Linked DNA regions of Homo sapiens: regions 2 and 3 are each linked to region 1. Evidence: chromatin contacts called from ENCODE Hi-C or POLR2A ChIA-PET data. All regions are on one chromosome and are shown on one strand. The core of a region is the stretch at or near the end of the contact, and the rest is flanking DNA. Distances in the headings are between cores, read along the strand shown.

What was found. Hi-C counts contacts between places; a loop is a spot of excess contacts on that map. ChIA-PET counts read pairs that join two places held with the same protein, here RNA polymerase II (POLR2A). Pooled maps may share reads with other maps.
Region 2: a loop to region 1 is called in a map of heart right ventricle, with 4 times the contacts of the local background. The contact joins two enhancer-like sites. A Hi-C loop is called at or near these places in 1 of 168 maps with a recorded cell type or tissue (heart right ventricle) and 3 of 50 pooled maps. POLR2A ChIA-PET finds 5 or more read pairs at or near these places in 3 of 52 experiments (BJ, HepG2 and IMR-90).
Region 3: a map of heart right ventricle shows a loop between it and region 1 (3-fold over the local background). The contact joins two enhancer-like sites. A Hi-C loop is called at or near these places in 4 of 168 maps with a recorded cell type or tissue (PC-9, heart left ventricle and heart right ventricle) and 3 of 50 pooled maps. POLR2A ChIA-PET finds 5 or more read pairs at or near these places in 1 of 52 experiments (HepG2).

Annotation. Positions count from the first base shown.
Region 1 is chr22:32,526,610-32,530,354 of GRCh38, forward strand. It overlaps SYN3 (synapsin III), which reads right to left. Exons shown (of 14, transcript NM_003490.4): 11 at 2,265-2,399; 12 at 1,309-1,396. Among named protein-coding and RNA genes, the nearest start is that of SYN3-AS1, 46 kb to the right of the region's middle. RefSeq lists enhancers at 2,277-2,778, 2,779-3,278. Within about 2 kb of position 1,887, at least 4 of the 41 ENCODE cell types and tissues checked have a DNase peak (open chromatin) inside an H3K27ac peak, as active enhancers do.
Region 2 is chr22:32,698,719-32,702,505 of GRCh38, forward strand. All of the region lies in intron 6 of SYN3 (synapsin III), which reads right to left. Among named protein-coding and RNA genes, the nearest start is that of TIMP3, 100 kb to the right of the region's middle. Within about 2 kb of position 1,915, at least 9 of the 41 ENCODE cell types and tissues checked have a DNase peak (open chromatin) inside an H3K27ac peak, as active enhancers do.
Region 3 is chr22:32,762,641-32,766,118 of GRCh38, forward strand. All of the region lies in intron 6 of SYN3 (synapsin III), which reads right to left. Among named protein-coding and RNA genes, the nearest start is that of TIMP3, 37 kb to the right of the region's middle. RefSeq lists an enhancer at 1,258-1,768. Within about 2 kb of position 1,916, at least 11 of the 41 ENCODE cell types and tissues checked have a DNase peak (open chromatin) inside an H3K27ac peak, as active enhancers do.

The sequences.
Region 1 (3,745 bases), core at 637-3,136:
GGTTCAAGCGATTCTCCTGCCTCAGCCTCCCGAGTAGCTGGGATTACAGGTGCACACCACCACCACATCTGGCTAGTTTTTTTGTATTTTTAGTACTGATGGGGTTTCACCATATTGGCTAGGCTGGTCTCGAACTCCTGACCTCGTGATCCGCCCGCCTCGGCCTCCCAAAGTGCTGGGATTACAGGCCTGAGCTACCGCGCCCGGCCTCTGATAGGTTTTTAAGAAGATCCTTAAAAGATTGCAGCGAGACTGCCTGCTTTGGTTTCTTGGTGCACAGGTGCTCTGAAGCTCCATGCTGGTGCCAGAGCGAGTGTGCCCAGGAGGTTTTGATTGCAAGAGAGGATACGGGGCGGATTTCTCTCAAGACTGCATGCAAGAATATCAGAGCAGCTGATATTCTTTGAGAAAGTTAGTTAGCCATTGCCCTGATTGCTTTTCATCTTTTTACAATAGTTTGTCCATTCTCTAATAAGTGGTGGAATGTAGTAATGCTGGAATATATTTGAGGAGGAATTTCAATGGCCAAGGTTTTATAGATGATCTTCCCTTTTTCTATCTTTCTTACTCTAGCTGGTCGACTCACAAATCTATCATCAGGCACCACTCATTGAAATGAATAAACACTTCCTAGGTTTGAAAGGTCTGAAAGGCCAGACTTGTAAATCTACCATTTTCTGCCTCCTTGGGCAAAGCCTCAACTTTTACCTCGCAGTAGAAAGGCTCACGCCTGTAATCCCAGCACTTTGGGAGGCTGAGGTGGGCGGATCACCTGAGGTCAGGAATTTGAGACCAGCCTGGCCAACATGGTGAAACCCCATCTCTACTAATACTACAAAAATTAGCTGGGCGTGGCGGTGTGCACCTGTAATCCCAGCTACTCAGGAGGCTGAGGCAGGAGAATCACTTGAACCTGGGAGGTGGAGGATGCAGTGAGCCGAGATCGCACCACTGCACTCCAGCCTGGCGACAGAGCAAGACTCTGTCTCAAAAGAAAAAAAAAAAAAAGGAAATAATGACATTTTCACTGCAGGACGGCTGGGAAAATAAAAGTGAGAAAATAGGTGGGACATTCCCTGGCACAGTGCTTGGTGCATATTAGGTTCTTAATAAATTAACCTTCTATTTCCCTTCTCCTTTCTTGACTTTTTAAAGAGTTTGACCAACCCCATAGTCTCATTCATTCTGTGGATAAAGTATTCAGGTGCATTTTCCCAGAGCCCCTTGTGGGAATCACATGTGGATCCCTCGGTGCATTTCAGCACCCTCACTGCATGCTTTCTTGCAGTGGCTCGTCCTGGGTCATACCTTGCGGAGGTGGGCGTGGCTGGGGCTGGCCTAGCTGAGGCCCCAGCTGGGCTTGCCCTGGGGATTTCGCTGATTTAATCTGTGGAGCCTAGAGCAGAAGAGAAAAGAAGCCTGTTGGTATCACCACAGCCCTTTACTTCCTGGGTGAGAGGGCAGCATTTATGAAGATCTTTTTATCATTGAGAAGAGACTCTTACACATAAAGTGTACAGTTCTGGAGTATACAGTGTAGTGAAGTTCTATATGTGTATACGTCGGTGTAACCACTGCCCAGATCAAAACAGAGGGCATTCTCTGCGATAAAGCCTGCCCCGTGCCCCTTCCCAGCCAGCAGCCCCGTCAGTATAATAACTACGATTCTGATGTTTGTTATCATAGATTACTTTCTGTGGGGAAATCTGGGGTGGGAGGTGGAAGTTTGGGGACTTGCTTTTACATAAAGCTGGGGAGCTGGCAAATTCTTTGGAGAGCAGTCTGGTAATCCATGGTGGGAACTGTGGAGGGGAGGAGCGACGTGGGAGCTCATCGAGGTTGGGGAAAATGGGAGACACAATAGCGTCCATTGACTGGTTCCCTGGGAGCACACAGAGGGCTTGTGTGTCCATATGCTCTCGCACACGCACGCACACACATCCTGCTCAGGCCCAGCACCGAGGGCACAGAAGGGACAGCAGTCGATCATCTCTGCCCACAGTGCCCAAAGGCCATTTGAGACAAGATTGTTCTCCCCAGGATGGTGAAGAAGGGAAGGGGCCTCTGAAAGCCTCCTCAATTCACTTACTGGGGCAGGCTGTGAAAGCTCTCCCCAATGTCTGGCCTTCGTCCACACCCCCATTCCTTCTCCCCAAGGTGGTTTCTTCCTGGGGGTATCCCCTTTGGATCCAGGGGCTCCCCATTTCCAGACAGCCTGGCATTTCTCATGGCTATAAAGTCTCCTTTGATCGTGAGGGTCTTACCCAAGGTCTGAGGGGGGAGGGCGCTGTGCCTCCTGGCATCGGGAGCTGGCTCATTTTGGAGACAACAAGGTCGGCCATCAGCTGTCTGTCCTCTTCCACATGCTCTCCAATCAGCGGCATTGAGCTGTCCATTACCTGTGGGGAGGAAGGGAGAGCTGAGGGACCCCCATGCCAGGAGAGATGGCGGTTGGGCATCACATCCCAGAAGTGGGGGCTCAGGGCTCAGGACAGAAGTGACCACCAGATGGCGATGTCCTCCATGCAAATCACCTCCAGCTGGGACTGGCCGGCAGCGACATCAGTTCCCTTCGGTTCAGTCTAAACCACTCCCTGGAGGTAGTTCAATTCGGCCCACGTTTGCTGGATGACAGCAATGCGACAAGGGCCAGGGAGCCTCTGCCGACCTTTTCTGTGCTTTTCTTTGGGGAGCCGCTCTCCGCCCCCTCCTTTCTCACCCTGGCCCCCTCCCAGGGTCGGGGCTGGCCACCTCTCCTTTGGCCCCAGGTCAAGGCTGCTTTCCACAAAGCAGAAACAGTAAAGGTGGGGGCTTGATCATGACAAAAATATGACGCGGGCTGGAGTTGACCCAGGGTTCAGAGGAAAGAGGGAAGAGGAAAGGCCTGTTTTCCGAGGCCCTGGCAAAACACAGGCGGGAGGGAAAAGCATTCCACAGGGAGCTGGGCTGTTCTCAAAGTGCTTCTATCGGGAGGAACCTGAGGGATCCGAGTTTCCCCTTCTGCTGTTTTTACAAATAGAGCAACTGAGGCCCAGAGATGGGAGGGGACTTGCCCAAGGTCACACAGGCCAATGCTCCACGTGATTCCCTGGGCATGGGAAGCTATGGGAGATCTGGAAGGGGTGTCTGTCAGGCCTTGGCGCATCTGCGGAACAGCTGGCCGCGTCACCCTCTCTGCTCCACTGCAGGAGTCGGCGGCCTGCATTCACCCACGCCACCCCATCAGACTCACCGTCTTGTCTCCCCTGTTCCCACGCTCTGGACATATTAGGTTTTCTCTCTCCTCCAGGTTCTTATGTAATCCCTCTACCCACTCCTTACCTGGCCAACTCCTTTCATCCAACAGGGAACAGCTAACTAGGTCTTCCTCCAGGAAGCCCTCTCTGATAGTGCAAGCTCTGACGAGCCACCTGACAACTGTATCCTGCCGTTCTCACCTGGTTTCACACGGGACAGCTTATCCACGGCACTGTCACCCCTTGCTTACTATGTCTCCACCACCAGACTGGGAGCCCCCAAGGTTAGGAATGGGCCCCGTGTCCTGCTAAGCAGGTGTGCCCTCCACAGACACCTGTTTAGTGGAGGAATAAGACGCCCTTGTGATAAGCCCGGCTCATAAGGATAAGGATACTAAGAAGCGCCGTATTTTATGGGGCATTTCCTACGTGCTACGCTCTATTCTAAGCATTGGGTGTGGAGGATCTCTCATAAACCTCAGAATAGCTCTTTGAGGCAGTACTATTAT
Region 2 (3,787 bases), core at 665-3,164, 170 kb after region 1:
GGAAATACACATTGTTATTGAAAGAATTTTAGAGCATCTATATACCCTTAATATCACTCTTTGGTGATTAACTGAGAGCTAACTGTAGGAAGTAAATACTATTTATCTTCTCTGTACTTGAAGAAGATATGGGACATTAATTTCTGCAAGTACTCAGTGGCATGAGATGGAGGAGGGTAGATAATGTGTTCCAGGATGGGGGGGTGACACATCATCTTCATTTTATCTACCCAAGGTTGTGAGGCCCCAGTAGGTCATCCGTGTCCAAAGTTAGAAAGCCAATAAGAGATTGACCGGAGACAAACATCTGGACTTACTCTCCACTGAACCAGACATTCAGCCTTGGCGCTAGACGCTCTGAAACTTGGCCGGGCTTCCCACAGAGCTTGGCCCAGGGTCTCCAGTGGCTCCATTGAGCTTGGCGGAGCACATTGACAGAGTTGGCCCAGAAAGACTCCAGGACAACACCCAAACTCCACAGTGCCCCCACCATGGAGTACTTGTTTTGGGGGGCTTTACGTGATGGAGGGCAGGGTGTGGACAGCCCCTGGCATGTAGGCTGAAGTTGGTTCTGACAACCCAGACCTCCACATGGGCCGTTGGGCTCCCCTGAACCCTGCTGGGCTCAGTTCAGGAGAAATGCTCTTGCCAATGGGCAGGGAGGCTTAGCATTCCACCCCTGCTCTTTTAATCCCCTCTGTGCAGGAATGTTCCACTGCAGAGACAGCAGAGCTTGCAGAGACAGGAGGTGGTGCCAAAAGGGAGAGAGTGGTGGAGAAACAGTTTTGATGAGATTTAGGGTGGTGTGTGTGCAGGGATGGGGGTAGGTGCTGAGTTAGGCTCTACCATGGACTCACTGTGTGACCTTGACCAAGTCACATTGCTCTCGGGGCCCAATTTGTTTACCTTCAAAAGATGAGGATAGACAAAAAAGATACAAGATTCATTTCTGGATAAAGCTGTAAAATTCTAAAAGCTGTTTTACTTGTGAAGTCCAAAGTAAGATTCTGTTTTTCATCTACAGGGCCTCTCCTCTAGAGAGATTTGTATACAAGTGCATTTGTAGGAAACAGGGTGTCTGTCTTAATGGGAATATCAGAGTCTACCTCTCATCTCAGTTCTAGAATTTTAAGCACCTTGAGGCAAGGTCTATGACTCATACCGCCCAGGACATAGAATTCCTCTGAATGTAATAAATAGAAGAGCACTTTGAGGTCATCGAATCCAATCTTCTTAGTTTTAGATGGGGGATAATGGGACCAGAGAAGGGAAGTTGTTCTCTCAATATTATACAATGAATCTCAGGCCCGGAACTCAGGTTCTCTGCTCCTAGAACAAAGCTTGTTCCAACAATCGAAAATTTCTGCCTGAAATTTTGTATACGGTCTCTGAATTCCAAGGCTTTCAGATGCTTCCTCTTTTTAAAATAGGCTTGACTCCTCCCTCCTTTGGGCAACTTTCAGGTTAACTCAGGGATTGACTATGGAGACTATAAGAGTCTTAAGCTCATGTGAAGTCTGTGAAATTCCACAGGCTTAAAGTATCCCTTGGGAATCTGAGAGATTTTGCCCAAGTAGCCCAAGCCTTGGACAGCAGCCTCCCTGGAAGGGATGTGGCTCCTGCATTATCTGGTCCCAACTCCAGCTCCAGGATAGGATCTCTGAGCTGACATAATACGGCCCTATTGTAAACAAGGGAGGGTCATGACCCTCCACAAATGACTAACATGCTAATTTGAAAAGTCTGCCTGGACTAGAAAAACAAACAAGAACAATGAAATTTAAGGCAACATTTTAGACAACCAGGAGGCAAGGGGAAACTCAGAAACATGAAAAAAGGAGTCCCCAACAGCTATTGTCCCTTTCATAAACACTCACTAAGCACCGGTCACGTGCCAACCAATGCATCAGCCAACACAAGAGGAAAACACATCAAGCCAGCCCTCTAAGACCTCACAATTCTAGGGGATTAGACAAGCACTCATATGGCCAGTGCTTCTAGGCTGTAAATGAAAAATAGCTTTAAACACCATGTAATAGGAAGCAGCCTCAGCCCAGATTTCTGTATTGAACTTCAGACCAGCAGCCTGCCTAACATCAACCACTTGGATGTCTCATAGGTAACGCATCTTCAAAACAGATCTCATGGTTTTTCACCCCAAATTTCCACTGTTCTGTTAGAATAAGTGACACCATCATTTACTCAGTTGCTCATTCCAGAAATGGGAATCATCCTCGATAACTACTTCTCCCTCGTTAACTCCTCATATTCATTCAATCAATCCCTAAGTCCTATAAATTCTAAACATATTTTAAATATGCCCCATCTTAACTGCTGCTTCCCTGAAAGCAAGTCAACATGATCACTTTTCTCAACAGACTCAGAATTAGCCTTCTAGAATCCACTGTTGTTTCTAATCTGTTCTCTGCAGAGTAATAATAAGACTGATTTTTAAAGAAACACACACAGTTGATTGAGTCACACTCTTGCTTAAAAAGCTTCAATGAGGACTTGTGATTCCATCCATGAATAATTAGCTGTTACAGAAACTGCCCTCCCACTGATGCAATTACTTAACTGCTCATCAGAACAAAATCTAGTATTCTTGAAATACACACAACAAAATCCACCACCTAAGAACATAAAAATCACAATACCCAGCATCCAGTAAAAAATTACCAGGTATGTAAGAAAGCAGAAAAATATAACCCATAACCAGGAGAAAAATGAATCAACAGAATCAGATCAAGAAATTATAAGAAGGTTGAATTTGTAGACAAGGACCATTAAAAAGCTGCTATTAAGTCTTACAAATATGTCCAAGGATATAAAGAAAAACATGAAGCTGATGAAGAAAGAGGTTAAAGATGTAAAAGGATGCTCATAGAATTTATAGAGATAAAACATATAATATCTGAAATGAAAAATACATTTAAGTGAAATTAAATGCAAATTATATACTATAGAAGACAACTGAAGTTGAAGCTGTAGCAATAGAATCTACCCAATATAAAGCACAGAAAAACAAAACAAAACAAACAGTGCCGCAGTGAGCTGTGGAACAATAGCAAACAGTCTGACATTATGTGTTATTGGAATCCCAGAAGAAGAGAGGGGAGTACAGAAAAAATTATGAAAATATTAATGAAAAAAATGTTTCCAAACAATGGAAATTTTAAACCCAAGAAGCTCAATGAACCTGAAATAAGAAGAAAAAACACAAAGAAAACCATACTGAGGAACTTATTTTTGTGTGTGTGATTTAAGTATTTTCTTGATTTTCTTTCAGGAATAAATTCATGTATTTATTTTCAATATTTTGGTAACACATAATAGATATGGACAATGTAGACAGTAAACAACAAATCTAATTATTTACGTATTATCTTCTGAAGCGTAGAGACTTAGTGACAGGAATGTCTAATCCATTGTTGAGCTCATTGATTCCCAAGATAAAAATAAAGTAATAGAAGCATCGGCCAGGCGCTATGGCTCATGCCTGTAATCCCAGCACTTTGGGAGGCTGAGGCGGGTGGATCACGAGGTCAGGAGATCGAGACCATCCTGCCTAACATGGTAAAAACCTGTTTTTACTAAAAATACAAAAAAATTAGCCGGGCGTGGTGGCGGGTGCCTGTAGTCCCAGCTACTCGGGAGGCTGAGGCAGGAGAATGGTGTGAACCCGGGAGGCGGAGCTTGCAGTGAGCCGAGATCGCACTCCAGCCTGGGCCACAGAGTGAGACTCCGTCTCAAATAAATAAATAAATAGAAGCATCTAAATTAAGGT
Region 3 (3,478 bases), core at 666-3,165, 240 kb after region 1:
TCTGCAACCAGGAAGTCAGGTGATATAGAAGAACAGGTCTGCTGATGGACAGAGCGAGGTGGGGCGGGCGCCCTTGCATGAAAGTCACATGGACTTGGGGGCACGCCCTGGTTCCCACTTATTGATAGGATGATCTGGGGCAAGTCAACTCCTTCTTTCTGAGCCTCAGCTTCCCCATTTGTAAGGTAAGGAAAATAGTAATCATCTCAAAGGGCTGTTGAGAGAATGCACAGGGAAGAGCTTGGTAAGCCAGAAAGCATGAGTCAAATAGGAGATACTTTCATTACTCTAGACACTTAGGAGCAAGGAATATTAATCACATAGTCCTCAAGGGGACCAAGGCTAAATAACAATAGCTACAATAACAACAATTAGTATCTTATTGAGTGCTTACTATGTGCCAGACACTGTTTTGAATGCTTTGAATGTATGAACTCATTTCATCTTTTTTTTAAAGTGTAACATAACATATACACAGTAAATTAGTAAAGTGATCTATTTTTTGTTGTTGTTGTTTTTTTTTTGAGATGGAGTCTCACTCTGTCGCCCAGGCTGGAGTGCAGTGGCACTATCTCAGCTCACTGCAAGCTCCGCCTCCCGGGTTCACGCCATTCTCCTGCCTCAGCTTCTCGAGTAGCTGGGATTACAAGCGCCTGCCACCACGCCTGGCTAATTTTTTTTTTGCATTATTTAGTAGAGATGGGGTTTTACCATGTTAGCCAGGATGGTCTTGATCTCCTGACCTCATGATCCGCCTGCCTTGGCCTCCCAAAGTGCTGGGATTACAGGCGTGAGCCACCACGCCTGGCCAAGTGCTCTAATCTTAAGAGTACTTCTTGATGAAGTTTTACATTGGTACATATCATATGAGCTCATTTAGTCTTCAAGGCAACCCTACACTGTTTATTTCCATTTTACAGATGTGAAAACCGAGGCAGAGCCAGGACTCAAATCCAGACAGTCTGCATGCTGGTAGCCATGCAGTACTGCCCGGGCAATCCAGTATATCGAGATGGAGAGTGTCTGGAGTGACTGGGAGTCTGACAGGTGAAGCCAATGGAGGATTCTGCCTTAGTAGGAAACTTTTTTTCTGTTTGTTTTTGTTTTGTTTTTTCACTTCCCCAGGTGAGGAAAGGCCAGGATCCCAAGCTCAGGGAAGAAAGTAGATGAAGCTGAAAGGAAAGGGGAAGGAGATCAGGGTATGGAAAAGCAGGCTGAGATAGTAGGGGGAGGATTTGAGGGAAGCGGACAATTGCTGCTGATGACTGATGCCTCCAAAATTTGGTGTAGAAGCCCCCCCCCCCTTTTTTTTTTTGAGACTGAGTCTCACTCTGTCGCTCAGGCTGGAGTGCAATGGCGCAATCTCGGCTCACTGCAACCTCTGCCTCCCGGATTCAAGTGATTCTCCTGCCTCAGCCTCCCGACTAGCTGGGATTACAGGCATCCACCACCACACCCAGCTAATTTTTGTATATACTTTTTAGTAGAGACGGGGTTTCTCCAGGTTGGCCAGGCTGGTCTCGAACTCCAGACCTCAGGTGATCCACCCGCCTCGGCCTCCCAAAGTGCTGAGATTACAGGTGTGAGCCACTGTGCCTGGCGAAGACCCCATTTTTAATCAGCTTTCTTAAGGAACTGGCAGACAGAGGATCAAGCACAGAAACAAAATGTCCCCGTTTTCTGTAACTGCTCACCACTCCCAGGCTGGGGCCCACTCATTTCCCCATGGATGTCACCCCCAACCCCCAACTTCACCCTTTGTAGAGAAGCCGGCAAAGACTGCGTTGAGAAAGCAAGTTTGGAAGAGAATGACCCAACAGCCTCACTGCTGCGGGTGCTGGAGGAACCAGTGGGCTGCTTTCGGATCACGAGAAATGGATCAGAAACGCAGCAGAAGGCAGCCTCGTGGCCTGGAAGAACACTGGGCTGGAAGGCAGGTTCTGGTCTTGGCTGGGGTTCCAGTGTTGGCTCTGGCTGTGGATTTACATAATCTCCCGCTAATATCCCAAACTGGGGGAAGTCACGTGATGTCTCTGACTCTTGGTGCCTCCCCACTATGGAATTAGGGGCATTTAAAACTTACTGCAAATTCTATCTCCTGACTGGAGACCCCAAGGCGTGAATCTGAACTCAGCCCCTTCAGCAGGTTGAAGTTCACATGTGTGAACATTGCAGTGGTGGGGAGCAATGGCAAGCCTCTGCCATCTGTCCTCATTCTGATTCATGGACATTCTTCCTCCCTCATAGTCTCTCTCCTCAAAGCTCTTAAGTAGGTTGTGAAATCATGACTGAGCCGATTGACATCATCTCCTTATTTGGGAGGCAGGAAGTTGTTCCCCACCCCCACCCTCTTGTCCTTCCAGGGCCCCATCCTGCGCCCCCACCCCACCCCACTGTCCAGTTTCCGGCTTCCTGAGGGTCTTTGAGACCTCGCCGTTTGCTGGCCTGGATGACAACTATTTTTCCCTGGTTTGAGAGCGAGAGAGTGTGTGAGTGTGGACTGTGTGCACCAGAGGGCCAGAGAGGCAGTGGTGAGGGTCACTCAGAACAAGCCAGTCCCAAGAAGTTAAAATTAGCTCTGGGAACTGGAATGTCGGGGTCTTCAAGGAGCAGCAGCTGTGAAAAGAAAGTACAAGGCGAGGAAAGAAAATACACCCCATCCCACACCCGCCACAAACCTCGCTCGCCCACTTCATCTGCCCTGGGGTCTCTGCAGCTTCTCACTCCTCCCGGGATATCTCTGGCCAAGTCCTTGAGGCCGATCAGTGGGAATTTCCCCCTGTATGCTGTCATTTTCCTCTCTGGTAACCACAGAACAAGGTGGCTGAGGATTCCTGATAGGACAAGGTTTAATTGAAAAACAGGAAAGTGGAGGACAACTTTGGGGCTGGGGTGGTGACGATAATGAGAAAATGACAGGCGAGAGGGTGACAGTGGAGGAGGGTCGCATAGCAAGGAGGGTTCGCCACAAACGGAAACTACTCCTGGGAGAGCTGGACACGTGAGCGTTAAGAGTTTGGGCATGGCTGGCAGGAGCGGGAGGCCTGGGAAAGGCTAGAGATAGAGAAGGGGAGGAGGAAGGCTGGGGGACTGTGCACCCCTTTGCACAGAGACAAAGATTGGGTGTTCAAAAAAAGATCACACACCACTGAATGCAGGATCTTGTGTTTTTGAATGGTTGGAGCTTATGTGTCAAACTCAGGCTGTGTGGAAGAACCTTAGAGAAGGGCCAGGAGCCAATCTGAGATGGAGAACTTATAGAGAGTAATCCCTTATAAGCTGGGTCTGAGATTCCAGTCCTGTAAACCCAGGGGCCCTCCAAGCACTAGGCTTCCTCTTCCAGCTCTTTGTCCAGATGAGAGAGGCTGGTTTTCAAGGTTTTTGTTGTTGTTGTTCATTTGTTTGGTTTTTGTTTCTGCTGAAAAACCAGGTAGCTTGCACCTCTGTGGTTTGGAGAACTGGAGGAGGTATTTGGAGC